3 separate regions of the Mus musculus genome follow, and all the other regions are linked to region 3. The links are chromatin contacts, found by POLR2A ChIA-PET in ENCODE. All regions are on one chromosome and are shown on one strand. Each heading gives the region's core, a stretch centred on a gene start or an enhancer-like site at or near the end of the contact. The rest is flanking DNA. Distances are from core to core; before and after follow the strand shown. Region 1 holds the start of L3mbtl2 (L3MBTL2 polycomb repressive complex 1 subunit). Region 2 holds the start of Chadl (chondroadherin-like). Region 3 holds the start of Ep300 (E1A binding protein p300).

Evidence for each region. ChIA-PET counts read pairs that join two places held with the same protein, here RNA polymerase II (POLR2A).
Region 1: POLR2A ChIA-PET joins it to region 3 with 23 read pairs in embryonic stem cell. The contact joins the promoter of L3mbtl2 here to the promoter of Ep300 in region 3. POLR2A ChIA-PET finds 5 or more read pairs at or near these places in 4 of 5 experiments (Patski and embryonic stem cell).
Region 2: POLR2A ChIA-PET joins it to region 3 with 28 read pairs in Patski. The contact joins the promoter of Chadl here to the promoter of Ep300 in region 3. POLR2A ChIA-PET finds 5 or more read pairs at or near these places in 4 of 5 experiments (Patski and embryonic stem cell).

Annotation. Positions count from the first base shown.
Region 1 is chr15:81,660,605-81,665,213 of GRCm38, reverse strand. It overlaps L3mbtl2 (L3MBTL2 polycomb repressive complex 1 subunit), which reads right to left and starts at 1,325. Exons shown (of 17, transcript NM_145993.5): 1 at 1,190-1,325. The coding sequence starts at 1,213.
Region 2 is chr15:81,696,022-81,700,723 of GRCm38, reverse strand. Chadl (chondroadherin-like) reads left to right here and starts at 3,437. Exons shown (of 6, transcript NM_001164320.1): 1 at 3,437-3,495; 2 at 4,700-4,702. The coding sequence starts at 3,488.
Region 3 is chr15:81,583,337-81,588,111 of GRCm38, reverse strand. It overlaps Ep300 (E1A binding protein p300), which reads right to left and starts at 1,898. Exons shown (of 31, transcript NM_177821.6): 1 at 1,390-1,898. The coding sequence starts at 1,483.

The sequences.
Region 1 (4,609 bases), core at 76-2,575, 78 kb before region 3:
ATTTTTACTGGGCTAGAAGGCATTTGAAACTCTTTCTTCCCTCTTCTGTATATGTACATCCAAATGATCTCAACTCAGAAACAAATTTAAGACTGCCAGGCCCTCTTGCTGCTGCCTAGACCACTGCTCCTTGCAATGTATCCAATAAACCTGTTTTCTTCCTTAAAGGAAAACAGGGAAAAGAAAAAAAGACTGAGAAAATTGAGACCCAGGCTATCCCAAGGAGGCTTTGAGTCAGATGACTAATTGTATGGTGGTATGGACCACAGCCGTGAGTTGAGCTCTGATTGAAATCAGCTACTGATCCTGGGGCAAGTCACTTAAGGTCTGTGGGACAATTTTCTCATCCACGACAGCTGTTGGCTCACAGAATGTGAGGTAGCGATGAAATGCTACATAAAAACGTACCTAGCTTGTAATAGGAAAAAACGTGCCTAGCTTGTTGGGCAAGACAGAGGTAAAGAGAATGACGCTTTGGGCCAAGGTTCAAATACGATCTCTAGTGCTTCCTAGCTGTACGATGCACAGCGAGTCAAATGCACTGCCTCGGTTTCCACCAAATAAAGACAACACCACTATTTAATAATATTTTGGGAAGGGATGATAAACGTAAAACACTCAACAGTGCTCAATAAAGCTTAGCAATTATTACCGCTAGGAAACGGCAAGAGACTTCAAATGCAAGGTGCGGTGGGTCACCGGCTGCGGTACCACGGAAAAAGCGTAACGCAGTTTTGGAAACTGACGTACTTGGTGACAACCTCTTGCACTTTGCAGCTGTGTCGACCCAGAGGGCTGTTTTAATCCCTCCCTAAAGAAGATGGCTGTGAGCGTACGGGGAGACCAGCACGTGAACGCTCCCAGCGTGGAGTAGGAATCAACTCCGATCTTCCTCCCTTCACTTCCCGCGTGGAAGGGACAGGCCGCACGATCCTAAAGCTCAGAACCATGAAACCAAGACAAAGTTCAGAGCCCAGTTTCCCTGCCCCTGGCTAGGGAGGCGTTGCCATCCTTCCTTCGTCACCAGACCAAAAGGAACCTCGGGGGCCTCTGGCCGAGGCTAAGCTCCGTACCTCAGTTTACCAATCCTGCAACTGTCCACCACTAAGACATCGCTAAAACGGCGCGTCCGCCGAGCGAGGCGTTTGGGGCTCCCCTTCCCGCTTGGGCTGAGCCCTTTCCCTCTTACCTCAGTGCCCCGCGGTTTCTCCATGATACCAAATTCAATTCCCTCAACCGTCACCAGGTGCAGGAAGCCATATTGCCCTCGCCGCTCTCCGAGAGTGTGCTCATTGGCTGCTGCGCCCGAGCTGCGGGCCAATCATGCCGCAGGAAATAGGAAGCCGGTTCCGCGCTCGCCCGCGCCCCGCCTCCATTAAGGAGGGGCTGGGTAGCCGTGAGGATTAGGGGAGTTGTAGTTTTCTCCTGGGTGCACGAAAAGGGTCGTTGCCTTAGTAATGCGAAATCTCCTGAAGGGTACTTCTAGGGTTTTGTTGTTGTTTTTTCAGAGACAGGGTTTCTCTGTATAGTCCTGGCTGTCCTAGAACTCACTCTGTAGACCAGGCTGGCCTCGAACTCAGAAATCCGCCTGCCTCTGCCTCCCAAGTGCTGGGATTAAAGGCATGCGCCACCACGCCCGGCGGGTTTTTTTGTTTTTTGTTTTTGTCCTTTCTTAGTCAAATTTCAAACCATCTGAGCACAAGGGATTGGACGTGCCAGCCCCCCCCCCACACACACAAAAATTCGCACTCTCCCCAGGGGCCCCAGACAAAAATTCACACTCTCCCCAGGTAGGAAGTAAAGGTGCTCTTGGACAGGAATGCCTAGCAGAAATGCCTAATCCCTCTTTCAATTCAGACAGGAACAGGAATATTCTTAAACTCTATGTCCGTCTGCTCGCTGGGGCTTATGAGATGGTTTAGTAGGTGAAGGATCTTGTTCCATGAGCCTTTCTACCTGAGTTCAAATCTCTGAGCCACAACATAAACCTGGAAGTCAAAAAGCTACTCACAAAGTTGTCCTGACCTTTGTGTCACGCACATAAAACAAACACACAAGCTAAATAAATAAATGGGGAAAAAAAAGCCTTGGACTGGAGAAATGGTTCAGTGGTTACTGGCCACTTTTCCAGAGGTACCAGGTTTGATTCCCAGAACCCAGAACAACTCACAAAATTCTATAAACCCAGTTATAGTGGATCCTACTTTCTCTTCTGGCCTCTGATGACGCCAAGCACTAACATGGTCCATACATATGCATTCAGCAAAACCCCCATATCCACAAATAAATTATACGGATAGATGTTATAACCTTAAATCTAGGAGAGATGACTCAGCCTGTAAGTGAGTACAGCCAGAGCATGGAAAGCTGAGTTTTGCCCCCCAGTGCATGACAGAGCATGCCTGTGATCCCAGCACTAGGTAAGCAGACACAGAAGGATTCCCATGGCCTGCTGACCAGCCAGCAGCGATACAGTGGATAGCAAGAGATTGAAGAAGACACCTGAAGTCAACGCTTTTGCCAACTGGAGTATACATGTGGATTGAGTCCCCTATAGAACTACTCCTTCCCATCCTGGGTTCTCAGGAATTGTATGGCCTTACAAGCATCTAAAGTTCAGACAGGTCTGGATTAGTTTACTTATCCTACGTGAGGGCTCCCAGACCCACTCCCAGCTCCCTGCCTCTCTGCGTTGCTTTTTATTTTTAAATTTTTATTTATTTACTTTTTTAATGTGTTATAGGAGTTTTGCTTGCACGTATGACTGTGCACCATATGTGTGGCCAGTGCCAACAAAAGCCAGAAAAGGGTGTGGGATATCATGGAACTGGAGTAACACGGTGGTTATGAGCTGCCATGAAAGTGCTGGGACCGAACCTGGTTCTCTGAAAGAGCAGCCAATGAGCTTAAAAACTGAGCCCTCTCTCCAGCTTGTTTTTATTGTTTCTATTGTTTTGATTTTTTTTTTTTTTTTGAGACAGGTTCTCTGTAGCTGGATTGGCCTTGGACTCAAAGAGATCCTCCTGCCTCTGCCTTCCAAGTGAGTGCTGGAATTAAAGTCAGGCATCTTCATTCCTGAGTTTGTTACTGTTTTTTTTTCCCCCTTTAAAGCTTTTGAATACAGTCTGTGCCACCCTCATCTTCCTCCCTGTGGAGCCGTTGACTGGAGTGTGGTTGACCTACCAGGAGCCACACCTTAAAGAAAACTGACTCTCCCCCCAAAGTCTGTCTACTGCCCTAGTGCCTCATCTAGGGGGAGGAACTCACAACCCCCTTCCCACCCTGTGCTGGGTGTTGACTGACCTCATCTGGTGAACTCAGGACCTTCGGAAGAGCAGTCAGTGCTCTTAACCACTGAGCCATCTCTCCAGCCCCTAAACCCTTCTCTTGTCTCAGATTCCTAGCAGCTGGACTTGGAGAGATGACTCATCAGTAAACAGCATCTTGCAGAGGAAACAGAGGAACCAGGTTTGTTTCCCAGCATCCATGTTGGGTTGATCACTACCACCTGGGACTCCAGTTCTAAAGGATCCGAACCCTCTGGACTCTGCGGGCACCTACAATCATGGGTATGCACACGCTCACACACACACACACACACACACACACCACCTATACATGGAATTTAACAAAAACAACAACAAAAAGACCAAAATAATCAAAAACCAACAACAAAACTCATAGGGTTGGAGAGAGGGCTCAGAGTTCAATTCCTTTTTTTTTTTTTTTTTAAAGACTTATTTATTACTATATCTAAGTACACTGTAGCTGTCTTTAGACACACCAGAAGAGGGTGTCAGATCTCATTATGGATGGTTGTAAGCCACCATGTGGTTGCTGGGATTTGAACTCGGGACCTTCAGAAGAGCAGTCAGTGCTCTGAAAGGCGGAGCCATCTCTCCAGCCCCAGAGTTCAATTCCTAAAATCTACATGGTGGCTCATAACTCTCTATAACTTCAGTTCCACAGTCTTCTGGCATGGACACACACACACAAAGTCCATAGATTAAATAAAAGTAAACTTAAAAGTCAAAACAAACTAGGCAATGATGGCTCACGCCTTTAATCCCAGCCATTGGGAGGCAGAGACAGGCATATCCAAGTTCGAGGCCAGCCTGATCTACAGACTGAGTTCCAGGACAGCCAAGGCTACACAGAGAAAGCCTAAACATATAAACAAATAAACAAACAAACAATACATCAAAACAAAGTCAAAAAAACCTTGTTTGGATTTCAAGTAAATTCCTTAGGACTCGGTGACATGACCTAAGTTCTCTTTCCCGCCTTTACACCTTTGCCAGGTGCATTCCTCTGTTCTTGGACACCGAGCTGAAGCTGACCTTAAAGTGAGGACCAGAGGATGAGCTATAGTTTTCATAAAGCAAATGCATTTTTTTAAAGATTTATTTATTTATTATATGTAAGTACACTGTAGCTGTCTTCAGACACTCCAGAAGAGTGGAGTCAGATCTTGTTACAGATGGTTGTGAGCCACCATGTGGTTGCTGGGATTGGAACTCCTGACCTTTGGAAGAGCAGTCAGGTGCTCTTACCCACTGAGCCATCTCTCCAGCCCACAAATGCATTCTTATATTCAAAAGTTGATCTC
Region 2 (4,702 bases), core at 2,188-4,687, 110 kb before region 3:
CTTTCCTTTGAAGGAACAACCCAAGAGTTGTTCTAATGCTGATCTGTGAAATCTCTGTGCCTCCTACAGCTCAAAACCTTACAACAAAACAAAAACATGATTTGGGGCTAGGGAGAGGGCTCAGAAGTTAAGCATAGATACTGCTCTTGCAGAGGGCATAGGTTCAGAACCCACCTAGGAGCTCACAATAGCCTTTAAGTCAAATTTCAGAGGGTTCAACTCACTCTTCTGCCCTCCATGGCTGCATGAATGCACTTGATCTGCATATACTCAAGCGAGGAAAGGTATGAAATTACCTTACTGTTGTAAAAGCCAGAGAAGGCCCACAGCTCACACCCTAAAGGAGAAAACGGAACTGCTTGGGTGTGGTGATCCACATGGTTGGGGAGTGAGGCAGAAAGATTGCTGTGAGTTTGAGAACAGCCTAGACTGCAGTGTTCAGAGTAAGATTTCATCTGGGGGGTGGGGGGGCAGGAGGCAAAACTTTACAAGACAAAGATGTCCACTTACAAGTGGTGCATACCTTTAATCCCCACACTTTGGGAGGCAGATATCCAGTTCAAGGCCAGCCTGGTCTACAAAGTGAATCCAGGACAGCCAGGGCTACACAAAGAAGAAACCCTTTCTCAAACAGAAAATAAAAGCGCATACTGCTCTAACAGAGGACCTGAGTTCCATTACTAGCACCCATGTCAGGTAACTCACAACTTCCTGTAACTCTAGCTCCAGAGAATCCAGTGCCCTCTTCTGAACTCCCTGGGTACCTACATTCATGCACATACCCACACACATAATTTTGAAATAGGGTTTCTCTGTGTAGCCCTGTAGTACTCTGTAGACCAGGCTTGGCCTTGAACTCAGAGACCCTCCTGTCTCTGCCTCCTGAGTACTGTGGTAAAGGTGTGTGCTATCTATCACTGCCTGGATTTGAGCTCTGGAATTTAAAGCCAGCTTATGAAATAGAGATGCCATCTGAAAAGAGAGGAGGAGGAGGAAGGAGGAGAAGAGGAGGAGGAGGAGGAAAAAAAGGAAGAGGAGGAAGAAGAGGAAGAAGAGGAAGAAGGAGAAGAGGAGGAGGAGGAAGCGGAAGAGAGAAGAATGGAATGGCACTCATTGTTTGGACCAGAGAGCACACGTACTTTTCAAGAGAAATGAATTTTAAGCTATTCTAATGAATTGCCGTAGGATTGCCCTTCATCAACAGCTGTACTACCGGCTTATACTCCATAGAAATGAAAGCAAAGATACAAATGAACACTGTGCACTAGTTCTTTAGATCTATTCTCAGGCTAGAATCAAGAGGTAGAAGCAACCCAGTGTCGCATCCGCCAGAGGACTAAGCTGAACAAAGCAAAGCCGCTCATACAAGGGAGGTCCTCTGCCACAGAGCCGACGGGACTTCCGTTGGATATAAAACGGAGGTGGAGGAGATGAGTAGTTAAGCTCACTTACATTTAGTATGTTTGTGGTATATTCATCCATACATTGGATATTTTGTAGCAATAGGAAAGGCTTAGTTTTTTACATCCCTGCCCCCTGGCCTTGAGATAGGCATACACCTTTTATCCCAGTCGTTGTGAGTCAAAGGATGAGGATCTTGTGTTCTGAGTACTCCTTGGCTACAGTGTATTGAAGGCTAGCCTGGGCTATGTGAGACATTCTTAAAATACACCCAGGCATGCTGGGCAGTGGTGGCGCACGCCCTTAATCCCAGCACTTGGGAGGCAGAGACAGGCAGATTTCTGAGTTCAAGACCAGCCTGGTCTACAGAGTGAGTTCCAGGACAGCCAAGGCTATACAGAGAAACCCTGTCTCAAAAACCTAAATAAATAAATAAACCAACCAACCAACTACGTATCTCAGTGGTGATGGCACATACCTTTTGTCCCAGCACTTCAAAGCTGGAGCCAGAGACAAGAGCCATCTCAGATGCATAGCAACTTTGAATCCACCCAGGATTACACAACACCAGGATTACACAACACTGAAAACTGAAAGCTGCCATGCACCAGAACCACGGGTCTGAAATGTATGTGAGTGTCTGCTGGGATCCAGCTGTGCTGTCTCTTGATGCAGAGTGTCTGTGGGTTGGTTTGTTTTTTAGACAGTGTCACACTATGTAGCTGTGTCTGGTTGTTAGTTCCTGGAACTAAAGGTGTGTACTACCATATCCAGCCTTGGAAGTTTTGAAATATATACATATATATCCTCCAGAGATGCATGCTTAAATACACCTTTTCTTTTTCTTTTTCTTTCTTTTTTTTTTTTTTTCCGAGACAGGGTTTCTCTGTGTAGCCCTGGCTGTCTGGAACTCACTTTGTAGACCAGGCTGGCCTCGAACTCAGAAATCCGCCTGCCTCTGCCTCCCGAATGCTGGGATTAAAGGCCTGTGCCACCACGCCCGGCTACCTTTTATTTTCAGGACAAGGTTTCAGTGATCCCAGGCTGGCCTTTAACTTTCTATGTAGCCAAAGTCTGGCCTTGAATTTCTAACTCCACTAACAGAAAAAAGGGGAGGGGAGAAGAGGAGCTGTAAAAATATCTAAGACAGGACTAGACAGGGGGCTCATTGTAGAGGACCTGGGTTCAAATCCCTCACATGGAGGTTGACATATCTGTGATTCTACTTTGGAGGCTCTGGCGCCCTCTTCTGGTCTCTATGGGTACCAGCCATGCTTCAATGCACTCTACACATATAGACCACTCACATATAAAGTTAAAAAAAAAAAAAAACTAAAAAAATGTAAAATATCTCAGATGAACCGGTAAGTCTGGTATGTTCTTTAACCCTTCTAGTTCCATCTCCTAAGGTGTACACAACCACCTGGTTTACGCCTTAGGTCTGTTTATAGAATGAAACACCATATAATCCATTAGAAAGTGGATATAACGCTAGGCACCAATTTGGATATCCTCAATAATACGTTCACATGAGAAGGAGAATAGTTGCAGGATACAGATTTATGTGTGTGTAGCAGCTTCAGTGTGTGTGAGTGCATAAGCTCACGGAAAGGAAGGAGTTAAGGGCTCCCCTGTGCCTGGGTTCCAGGCTCCTACCTTAACTCCTGCAGCAACCTCCTGAGCTAGCTTTTAACTTTCAGTTGCTGAATAGTTCTTCCTAGGGTCGCGCGGAGTCCACAGGAGCCCAGTGATGCTCACCCACCAAAAGGCTCCTCCAGACACCACCCCCCCCATCTCCATCGCCACCCATGCCCACCGGCCAGTCCAAGGACTCAGGCCTGAGCCACGTTGTTAAGCCTGTGCTGCAATGGCAGCCTGTAACTCCAGCCTCTGCTCCCACCCCCTGCCCACAGGCTGGGGAAGCCCCAGCTCGGCTGGGCTGCTTACAATGCTTCCCATTCAGCTCGGTCCTGGCTGCCAAGCCCATGGGCAAAGGGGGGTGGGTACTGCCGGTGGCCAGGCAAGGACTGTCCCTGGTCTTTCCCTTGTGTGGGGCCTCCAGACAAGGCTGGCAGTTCCAGTCGGCATGGAGAGGTGAGTTTTGGGGCCCAGGGAGTTAGAACTAGATGGCTAGAGAGGGTCAGTTATCTGCTTGTGCCTCTGAGAGGCCAGCTATGGAGCCACGGGATCCTCCTGTACCTGAGGTTCCCCAGAGGTGGCCCCTAAACCAACCCCAGAGGTAGCTGTGCCTGTGCATCCTGTGGGGGTAGTGCTTTGTAGCCTTATGAAGTGGGATCTGTGGCAGTCCTCTTCGCCCTGAACCTTTTTCCTCTTCAGTTATCAGCCTAATAGGCCTCCTTCCTACCCTGACCCTCAAGCCAGAATCTAGAGAAGGCCGTCAGCGCTGAGAAAGGGGTGACTTCTGGGACTAAAAGGAGACAAAGCCAGACAGTAACAATCCTGGGAGCAACTACAGGGAGGTCCGTGGGATCAGGGAAGGCAGCTCAGAACTTACCTGCGACCCAAGCATATACCAGGGGGAGCTGAGTGAATTCGCTGCTGCTCGGTTTGAACAGTGGTGCCACTCAAGGTGTGTGTTGGAGAATCTAGACATTCTTCTTGAGGCACCAGGAATTTGGGACTTTTCACTCACAGGGACAGCGAGACACTAGGGAGGTTTCTGGAAAATTCCCTCTGGCTGTTGGGTGGAACAGGGGTGGGAAGAGGCCAGGAGAGCCATGGTGGCAACAATCATCCCTAAGAAGAAATGGGCAAGTGGCTGGAGTTGCAAGGTGGAGAGATGGACAGGTAGGTGGGTGCATCAATAAATAGACATGAGACCTACCTTGCCACCTCCCCCGTAGTACATAACTCAGGCCCTCAGTTCCCCTGTCACAGGCCAGTCAGCTGTGTGGACTCAGGTAACACGAGGACAAAGGGGAAGCAGGCACAGAGGCTTGGGCTGCCTGCTTTACCGAGACAGCATCTCTCAGGCTCTTCAGCATCTGGACCTCCTAGTCCACCCTAAAACCTGGGCTAGGTCTGGGCCTTCCCTCCTGCTGCCAAACCAGGGCTGATAACAGAAGCTCCTCTTCCCTCCCCCCATATGACGTGAGGGAAGAGAACCAAGCCGTAGCACTTTCCTGTGCCCAGAGAATGAAGGCCTGAGTCCGGAGTGGGCTGTCCTGGGTCAGGGGTTCAGTGCCCACTAGCATTGGTGTTCCCCATGGACAGCAGCACTCTGTCTGTTTCTCTCTGTCTCTCTCTCTCCCCCGCCCCTTCCTCCCTTCTCTCCCAGGCC
Region 3 (4,775 bases), core at 649-3,148:
TATAACTAAAGTTAGAGCCTTAGAACACTGCAAGACTTATCCTTCCCAACTGTTGCAGGTGAGCAAAACTCATGGTTCGAAATACAGCTGCTAAAAAAGCAGAGTAATGCACTAGTTCTATCTTATTTCCAGGCCTTAATAGAAATCCTACTCAGAAACATGGCCCACACATTCTCTACAACTTGCAGGGTACGTTTAACTCCACTATACACTCTCATTGGCAGAAGGAGAGATCTGGAGCCTCTTCTCTGAGTTAAAGGGATGCTTGCAGTAAGGAGGAACATCTAGTGGACTGTCAGATGACTAGCCATTCTTCTTCTTCTTCTTCTTTTTCTTCTTCTTCTTCTTCATTATCCTGGCCTCTCAAACAAGTCAGACAGCAAGAGAGGACCAGGTCAGTGATCATCAGAATAACACTAAACTAACAGTAAGCAGGAAAAAGAACAGACAAGGGAGAGTCTCCCTTCAGGTCTCCTAACAAAGGGGCTGACTGGAGAAAAGAATTCCTTCATCTTGTAAACTGGAATTGCAAAGGTCCAAAAAGCAAAACAAAACAAACATGCAAGCACAAAACCTCCTGTTCATTTTTAAACTTGTACAATCACTTTAGTTGGAAGTTCATGACTGGGAGTCTTTCAACTTATTATCTCCCATTTCTAAGTACCTAATTCCAGAAAGGCTTCATCTTTTTTCTTTCCCTTCTAAGTAAGAGTGTGACAAACTGCAAAGGAAACGCCTCAGGTCTACACCTCAACACGCAGTTTGAGACATTTTGGTTTCATGGCAAATGGATATAAAATAAACTGCGGTCCATACTGACTCTTGAGGCAAGGATGGGGAGAGGGGACCTAAGAATGAAATTTTGTTGAACTTTAGTTACACTTAAAACCTTGGATCGCAGACACCAAGATTTGTCTTCCGCCCCCATTCCTCAACAGAAAATCTGCCTCACAGGAGCAAAAATCATTAAAGGTGGGAAAGCAGAGAAAAAAAGAATTCATTGCAACAGGGGAGAAAGAGCTGAAATCCCTCATTCACCAGTAACAAAAATAGTAAAAGTGCATAAAAGCCCTCACACACGATTGTACCGGCATTTCCCAAATTAAATTGCATGGAGCCAACAATAAAGGTCCCCGCAGCTCCCACTTCCAACCTCTTAATTCCAGAACACACAACGATCTGACATGACATAGTGTTGCAATGAATGTATCAGAAGGCAAAGAAAATGGTTGGGCTACTGGACGTCTTCGACCAGTCCATTCAAAAACCTTTAAAATTAAACACCGGCCGGGGAAATGGGAAGAGATACACAGAAGCACCCTGGAATGAAGGTGCAACGAGCAGAAAAGACGAAGGGAACTATGGAAGGCCGGGAGTCCCGAGACTAACCTGTGCCATCGCTGGCGGACGCCGAGAGGGCCGGAGATGAGAGTTTAGGCCGCTTGGCTGAAGGCGGCCCGGGTTCCACCACATTCTCGGCCATTTTTAATTCTTTCGGAGATACAACCGAGGAAAAAAACGAGAATCCTGAGGAAATCTCTTCTCCGAAACGGGGTCCCCGCCCCGCTCCTAAGGGTGGGCTCCGGAGCTCCGCCGCCACCCAACAGGGGTGGGGGGAAGTTCCTTTTTCTCTTCGCCTGGTTGCGGTGGCCGGAGAGGGATGCGGACTCAACAGAAATGGTAGGGGCAAGTGCGAGGGGCCGGGCCTAAACCAGGCCGGGAGGAGGGTACAGCAACACTGATCCCACGAGCACGTCCGCTGCAGCGAATTCTCGGGAACTCACAGCTCTACAGACGCAGTCCCCAGCCCGCCACGGCGAGCCCCTGCCCAGCCGAGGTCTCTCGGAGCTCCGCCGCCGCCATCAGCTTCTTCCTCCTCGGCGCTGTCCTCCTCCTTCTCATCGCCACAAGGAGGCGGGGGCGAAAAAGGGGGAGAGGAGGAGGCGACCAGAGACACTCACCTCCTCCCGGTGCCCCCTCCCGGGCCTGCGCCCCCACCCTGAGAGCCGCCCTCCTCCTCCTCCTGCCGCTGCGCTCCGCGCCGCCGCTGCCGCACCGGCCCCTAATGGCCACACTGAGCTCAGCCGAGCCGAGAGCCAGACTGGCGCCGGGGCCGCCTCACATCGCGCAGCGGACAAGCAGAGGCGCAGCAGCGACGACGCCGAGCGTGGAGCTCGCCGGCCCGAAGGGCCAGGGGGGCCGGGCCGGGCCAAGCAGGGCCGTCCGCCCGCAAGCCCGCGCTGACGCCGAGCCCACCGACGCGGCCTCTCCGCGCGCCGCGCTTCTCCGCCTCCACTCGCAAGCCCGGGGAGGAGAAATCAGTCCGGCCGCCTCCCTGGCCCTCACCCCCCCGGCAGCCAGGTGCCTGCCGGGGGCTCGGCTCGGGGGCCGCCTCGGACGGCGGGCAGAGGCGCCGCGGGGCGCGGGCTTATGTAATGGTTTCCCCCCCTTAGGCGTCGACGCCGGCCCGGGCTGCGGTGGGGGTGTGTGCGGGCAAGGAGGGGACTGAGGGTCGCCTCAGCCTTTGCGCCCCGGGGCCCCCAACCACTGTCTCGGTCCCGGCCGCTGCTCTCCAGCCAGGTACCCTCCTCACTCCCTGCTCGCGCAGTTCGCACTCAGCCGGGCGTCCCGCTTGCCCCACTCTCTCTCTCCCGGTCCCTCTCCGCTCTCTCTCCTCCTCCCCCCACCCCCCCCACAGGCTAGCACACAAACAAGATGGCGGCTGTTGTTTCTTGCCTCTGCCGAATCCTCCTTACAGGATAGCGGTAGCGGCGGCGGCGGCCGGAAATGAGCCAAGATTGGGGGGGGGGGGAGGTGAGAGGGGGAGGGGCCGAGAAACAGGGAGGCGGGGCGAGGGCGGGGCCTCTGCCTTGCAGCTCACACAATGGGGGAAGCGGCGCCGGGGGCGGTGCCGGCTCCAATCACGGGATCCGCCCAAGGGCCCCAACGCGGTAGGCGCTTCCGCAAACTCCCCCGGCGTCACTCGGTGGCTCCCTTTAAAGGGGAGGTTTTGAAAGAAGTTGTGGGGGGGGGGGGGGTCCGGGGTGAACTTAGAACGTATTTTCGGTCGGTGGACAGTTAGGTGCCTGGGCTGGGTCTCTGAGCAGAACCGAGTCAAAGCTCAGGCGCTCCTCTGCGAAAACAAGGAAAACCACGGTCAGAGCTCCCGGGGTTTGCCCTCTCAGGTTGATCTTTGGAACCCCATTAAATCCGCCAAACACCTGTGTTTCATCGTAGACACACATTCCATCCTCTTCATAGCCTTCTCGAAAGCAGCAGTTCATATCTCAAAGTCACATTGCTAGTCCTTTAAGTTTTCTCTGAAATGTCTAATTCAAGAATGAAAAATTTGGATTACGATATTGTTAGTTAAAAAACTAGGAGGGGGAGGACCACAGCAGTGGGAGGCTGTTTAGGGCTAGACCCTACCTACATTTTTGCCCATCACGTGTCCACACATCCTTACCAGCTACCACTCTTAAAAAAGAATCCTTGAGAACTACTTTTCTGAACCTGCCTGAAACTTCCAAGGTCTTTTGAAGGTATTTTCCACCCATCTCTAGCAGATGAGCTTAATAAAAGGCCACTTTCTGCAGTGCCTTCAATGTAAATATGGGAGAGGACAAAAAAATGTTATGTGCTAAAAAAAATTATAACACTAGAAAAATGTGAGGAAATGCTCCTAAGTCTAGTGTGTAGGGCAGCCCAATTCGAAGCAGAAAGCAGGGGGTATGCTTTTAGGGTTCTCAAATTACAGGACTTCTGTGTTTGGGATCCTCAAATATAGGGAAAGTACCAAGGTTCTATGTGACACTGAAGGAAACCTTCGAGACATTACCTATTGTATAGGTAGTTTGCCTACTATTCCTGTGGCCTTAACAGTTCAGTCACCAGTACTACCAAGAAAATAAATTTTTTCTCAGATCTATTTTTTAATTACATTTACCTTGTGTGTCTCTGTTGATATGTATAAATGTGTGAACATATATACCCATGACCCACATGGGGAGGTCATAGGATAATCTGGAGGAGTCATTTCTTCTGTACCCGTGTTATGGTTCCAAGGATCCAACCAAAAAGCTCAGGCTGAGCAATTGGTTCTACGCTTGCTGAACCCTCTCATCAGGTCATATTTTCTCATATTTCATATATTAACCTGTTTTGCTAGTGGCCAGACGTCCTCTGTTTTTGCTGTTTTGACTTCTAAGAGTATAGCTTGAGAAAACAGAATTAGCTGAATGGTGGTGGTGGTGCATGCTTTTAATTCCAGCACTCGGGAGTCTGTGGGACTCTGTGAATTCCAGACCAGCCTGGTATACAGAGCAGGTTTCAGGATTACACCAGACAAGCCATTTTTCAAAGAAATAAAAGAGACTCTAAGCTGGTGAGTTGAAGACCAGGTTTCCATCCCCAGGAACTAGGTGGTAGGATGAGAACTGGCTCTGAGACATGACAAGCATCTGAAACTGATGGGAATGATCCTGTGAAGCAATGCTAGCTGGCCACCACAGGAGTCCTGTCTTGTGATCTTCAAACCTAGTTCAGGCAAACTTGTGGGGAGATGCAGCAATGAGAATTGAAGCCATGGTTTGGCTTAGAGAGGCAAGTTGATTTTTACTTTGAGACAATGTCTCAGTAAATTGCCCAGGTTATCTTTGGACATGCAATCCACCTGTCTCAGCCCCCTGCACACTATAATTATAGGTGTAGACCACCACAATGGCTCAGAAAGTACCTCCTTAAAACTGTCAAGAGGGATAGCTGGGCATCGGTGG